Regions from separate parts of the Homo sapiens genome. Here region 1 is linked to region 2. Evidence: chromatin loops called from intact Hi-C (ENCODE). Cell type or tissue: dorsolateral prefrontal cortex. All regions are shown on one strand. Region 1 overlaps IFITM10 (interferon induced transmembrane protein 10). Region 2 overlaps LINC02708 (long intergenic non-protein coding RNA 2708).

Region 1 (2,500 bases), 51 kb before region 2:
TGCACGTGTGTGTAATCACACATGAGTGTGCATGGCACGTATAAATGTGTGTGCACAAGTGTGTGTGGGGTGTGCCTGTGTACTGTCTGTATGTACCTGAGTGTGCACGTGTGTGTAATCACACGTGAGTGTGCATAGCACGTATAAATGTGTGTGCACGGGTGTGTGAGGGTGTGTGCATGTGTGCTGTGTGTATGTACCTGAGTGTGTGCATGTGTGTGTAATCGCACGAGTGTGCATGGCACGTGTAAATGTGTGTACACAAGTGTGTGAGGGTGTGTGCCTGTGTGTTGTCTGTACCTGCATGTGCATGTGTGTAATCACACGTGTGTGGTTCATGTAAATGTGTGTGCACAAGTGTGTGTGAGTGTGTGCATGTGTGATGTATGTACCTGACTGTGCATGCGTGTGTAATCATACGTGAGTGTGCATGGTACGTGTAAATGTGTGTGCACAAGTGTGTGAGAGCATGTGTGTGTGGTGGTGAGTATTCCTGCGTGTGTGTGTGTGTGTAGAAGCAACAAAGGAAAAGGGCCCCTGGAATTGGAGGTCATGCTTCCGACCAGCTCCAGCTGTGGCTCCCCAGACCAATCCTGAGCAGAAAGCTCCAGTGTTGGGGGGCTGAAGCTGCAGCTGGTGGAGCTCTGCCTCCCCTCTCTCTGTGCCCTGCCAACAGCCTGCGGACATGGGTCTGGCTGCCTGGGCTCCCGTCCGGAAGCTGTCCCTCCTCCCGCTTGGCTCAGGCTGTGGCTGGCCGGCTGGCATGGGGCAGGCCCATCTGGCTCGGGTTGTAGGTAGGTCAGGGATTTCTGGATGGTGCCGGGTTTCTGCAGGGGTTGGGGGTGGTGTGAGGTTGACCCTTCTGAGGGTCAGGGACGGCTCATTACACCTCCTCCCAAGCCTGCTCCTCCTGTGTCCTTCCTGCGGTGGGCGGGGGCAGCCAGGGCAGAGAGGCTTTGGGGCATACCTGGGAGTGGGTGCAAGGTGACCTGTCTCCATCCTGGGCAGAAGGGAGGACGGAACTGGCTGGCTGTGGACCCCACGCCTGGGAATGCATCCATCTGGTCACCCAGCTGCAGGTCTCCTGACCTGCACCCTACACCAAGGACGCGGGGTGGCCCTAGGTTCAGAAGGTCTTGGCTAAAATCCGAGCTCTTGGGACAGACAAGCCATCTTGCCTCACTGAGCCCCTGTTCCCTCATCTGTTCACAAAACAAATAGAAACAAAACAACATTCAAGCCAGCACACGTGAGCAGGGCGGAGGCCCGCATGCAGTGGTATGAACTAGACAGTGTGTCCTTGCCTGCCCCCACGTGTCCATCCACCCGTCCAGCCATCCATCCACCCCCCCCACCCACATGGGCCAATTCGGCTCAACGCAGGCTGGATCTGCAGCGCAGAGATTGAAGCCTTATTTTGCACAGCCTGGTGTCCGGGGAAGGCAGAGATACAAAAAGTCAATTCTCCATTCATGCCGCCTCCACACACTGTCTCCTGATGACCACTGGCTCCCGCGGTCAGCTGGATGATGGCCAAACGTCTCATCTCAGCATCCAAGCTGCCTTTTTAACCCTTCTGGCCTCAGCGGTTCCCCGCCCCGGTCACTCGGCAAATGTGATGTGAGCGATGTGCACATCCTCGGCCTGGAGAGCTTTTGTGAGATCTGGGTCTCTCTTCTGCAAAGCCTCCAGAGACAGTCCTGCCCCAGCCACATCTGCTCACCCCAGCCAATCTGTGCCCAAGGCAGAGCTGGCCAACAGATGGGTCAGGACATGTGGGTCTAATGGGTGGGTGGACAGAGGACACATGGTGAGACGGAAGAAGCACCACAGTGTTTCAGAAAAGGAATACTTCATTCCCAGTTTGGGGTGAGGCTGGAAAACTTCTAGAAGGAGGCAGCAATTTCACTGGGCCTTGAAGCTTGGTGAGGGGAAAGGTGTTTCAGGCGGGGAAAATGGCATAAACTAAGACACGTAGGTGGGGCAGTCTAGGGGGTCGGCAAGGCCCCTGTCCTCAATGGGAGATGGAAGACATTCCTGGAAGAGTGCCTGAGGCAGTGCGGTGAACGGGTTTGAAAACCTCGTGAGGGGCTGGGCTCTCATCTGTAGGAGCCATGGAAAGAGAAGGATATGATCAGGGCCATGAAATCTGCAACCAGTGTAGGGGAAGGAGACAAGACAAGCCTCGAGGCAGAAGGTTCAAGTCCCAGTGTGGTGGTCCAGGTGGGAGAGCTTGCGAGCTGGGGATGGGGGTGGGAGAGGAGGAACAGGTGTGGCTAGGACACAGCAGCTGCTAGATGTGAGCCCAGGAGGCTGTGAGACCTTCCAGTGACAGGGCGGTCAGAAAGAACAGGTTAGGTGGGTGGGTTCTGCGTTGGGTTTTGGATGTACACACTCACCCACTCACTCCTTTCTGAATATCAGCATCACACATTTATCTTTCCCATCCTCCATCCATCTATCATTCATCCATCTTCCATCCATCCATTCTCCATCTGTC
Region 2 (2,500 bases):
GAACACTCTGATACCATAGGGACCCAATGCTGAGTGCACCCAGGAGCTGTGGGTCTGAAACAGTGGTCAGAGGTCACCGACATGTGGAGGAGGCCCCTAGAGTGTGGGAGACAGAACCCCCAGGTGTCAGTCTTGGCCGAAGGCTTTGCAGGACTGAGCAGGTGGGGAAGAAGGGCAGGGAGCAGGGCTGCCATAGGAGAGACCTGTCCTTGGATGTGGGTCTCCAGAGCAGGGCAGGGCAGAGCACCGGCGTGGAGGTGTTTTGTGCATATGCTGGATACCTGGCAACTATGGCAGCGTGGGCTCAGGACGGGCTCCCGAATTTTCAGGGTCCAAAGCAACGTGACAGCGCAGGCCCCTTGTCCGAGCATGGCAAAGGAATTCAAGACCATCAGAGCCTCACGCTGAGCAGGGTCCTTCTCACTTGCATGGCCCCTGCATCTCCAATCCCCACTGCATCCCGTGCGCCCGGATATCTTCGGGAATTAGTGCATTCTTGTGAAACACGGGGTTTTATTTTGAGGCGCGTTTTCAATTCTGCAACGGGGGTGTGCACGGCCTTGCTCTACCGGTCACCCTCCTGCTTCAGCTCTGGGTCTGAAGGTGGCTCCACGTGGCTCCGGGGTCACTACATCCACACCCAGGGACCCCCACCTCGGCCGCTTCCAAGCTCTGCCCCGCCGTGTGCCTCGAGGACAATCGCCTGGGGACAGACCCGCCCGCCGCCCCACCAGTCGTGTGACATCAGGCAGTCCACAGCCTCCCTGGCCCTCAGTATCTTCATCTACACAACGAGAGGAGCATTGACCACTTTGCAGAGCTGCTTTGGAGGCCAGAGGTCATGAAATGAAGTTGCCGGCCTCCGCTGACCCACGGTTGTCGTTTTAGCTCTCCGCTTCCTGACCCGGGGTTCTCGGTCTCCCCTTTAGTCTCTCTTCCTCCCCAAAGCGCAGTGCCTCCTCCCCCGGGCCAGTAGGGCCCAAGGCTGCAGGGATGCGGCTGGAGGAGCGCAGCGGGAGGGGTCAGAGCTGCCCGCGGCAGAAGCGCAGATGAGCAGTCCTTGAGCGCCCCCTGGGGGCCGTGAGCTCCGAGCCTGTGGCCGAGGGCGGGGAGGCGCCTGCTGGGCTCTGCAGAGGTCACAGGCAGGGACTTGGGGGTTCCTAGGGGCCCCGGCACAGGCTGGCACGGAGGAGGAGGCATCGCCCGGCCCCCCCTCGGGGCTGTAGCTCAGAGCAGCCCTGGTGCCATGACCACCCCCCAACCCCTGGCCCAAGCGGGCAGAGCCCTCGGTGTGGGGAGACCTTCCCTTCTGCCCCTTTCTCCTGCGTGTTGACCTCACAGAACAGGAAGGGGGCCAGCAGGAACATGGCAGGGGGCGTGACAAGGGCAAGGCCCTGGGGTCGGCTCGCCTGCTCCTTGCCCTGTGCCAGCCGACCTGGGCCTCCCTGTCTCCGCCACATCCCTCGCCTGTCTCGACCACGGCCTCCGTCCCCAGGCACTGGCCCCTGGTCCCCAGGCTCTAGGTGGTGGCAACCCCTCGCTCGGGGCCACTGGGGGCAAAGAGGGGGGGCAGCTCCTGCCTCTGCTGTCTCTGGGTAGACTCCCTTTCTGTCCCCACGGTAGCAGCTCTGGTTTTCTCTGCACCTGAGTCCCTGTCCCCATCCCCCAGAAGGTTCCTGTGTCCGGGGAAGGGTCCTTCGTCCCTTGCGACTTTCTCCAAGTTGCTATATATGCACTCCGAGTCTCCTTTTCTGACCTGTAAAATTGTGATGGGAATAACAGGGCCGTCGCCATTCCTGGGGAAACGAGACTGCAGGTCCTGCGGCCCGGGCTGGCCGAGAAGCGCCACCTGGTGGCAGGAGGGCCCCGCGGGGCGGCCGGCGAGTGGGAAGCAAAGGCTCCTCGCAAGACCACTCCCCTAGCCCCGGGGTCGGCAGCTCTCCAGGGGCCATGTCCCCGGCTGGTTCGGCGCCCAGGGACAGCACCCCAGACCAACTTGCGCATTCCTTCCAATCACAATGACTTTGATGCTTTTGAAAAAACAAAAATTAAATTAAAAAATAAAATAACACATCCTTTAAGTTTTGTATCTGTGGGCTCCTCTTTCTGGGACTCAGGGCGAGTGCCTAGCCCGCCCGTGCACACCGTCAGAGCAGCGCAGCCAGACCCCAGCCTCTGCTCAGCCAGGGTCTCTAGGGAAGGTGCCTGCAACCAAGCCCTCGTTTCTAGTTTGTAATGCACGGCTTCTATTTTGTGGCATGCACTGATGCTGGTTTAGAACGGCTCCCACCCTTCCCTGTCTTCGTAGCAGGTAGTGAGTAGCTGTGACCCTCTGAGAACAGGACAGGGGCTCACCCCTCCAAGCCATCTCCTTCCTGCTCCTCAGCCCTGGAGAGTGGAAGTGGGTGCGTGGGAAAGTTGAAGGCTTCATGCTCAGGGCTGGCATGGCCAGGGGCACCGAAGGAGGTCGGGGGAGGAGGGACATTCGAGAGCCGGGCTC

Evidence for each region. Peaks named below come from ENCODE experiments on the same cell type or tissue, not always from the same donor. Only the 100,000 strongest peaks of a DNase experiment are listed, where the experiment ranks them.
Region 1: a loop joins it to region 2, with 4 times the contacts of the local background. A loop is called at or near these places in 11 of 110 quality-filtered maps.

Annotation. Positions count from the first base shown.
Region 1 is chr11:1,743,493-1,745,992 of GRCh38, reverse strand. All of the region lies in intron 2 of IFITM10 (interferon induced transmembrane protein 10), which reads left to right. Among named protein-coding and RNA genes, the nearest start is that of IFITM10, 5.9 kb to the left of the region's middle. RefSeq lists an enhancer at 2,034-2,392. In dorsolateral prefrontal cortex, no CTCF peak of the experiment used is centred here; DNase peaks (open chromatin) are centred at 719 and 1,332; H3K4me3 peaks cover 1,105 bases; H3K27ac peaks cover 1,427 bases.
Region 2 is chr11:1,692,734-1,695,233 of GRCh38, reverse strand. LINC02708 (long intergenic non-protein coding RNA 2708) reads right to left here. Exons shown (of 3, transcript NR_187232.1): 3 at 494-2,500. Among named protein-coding and RNA genes, the nearest start is that of KRTAP5-6, 3.2 kb to the left of the region's middle. In dorsolateral prefrontal cortex, CTCF peaks have their summits at 871, 1,072 (motif pointing left) and 1,856 (motif pointing left); DNase peaks (open chromatin) are centred at 463, 1,063, 1,493, 1,843 and 1 weaker place; H3K4me3 peaks cover 1,433 bases; H3K27ac peaks cover 831 bases.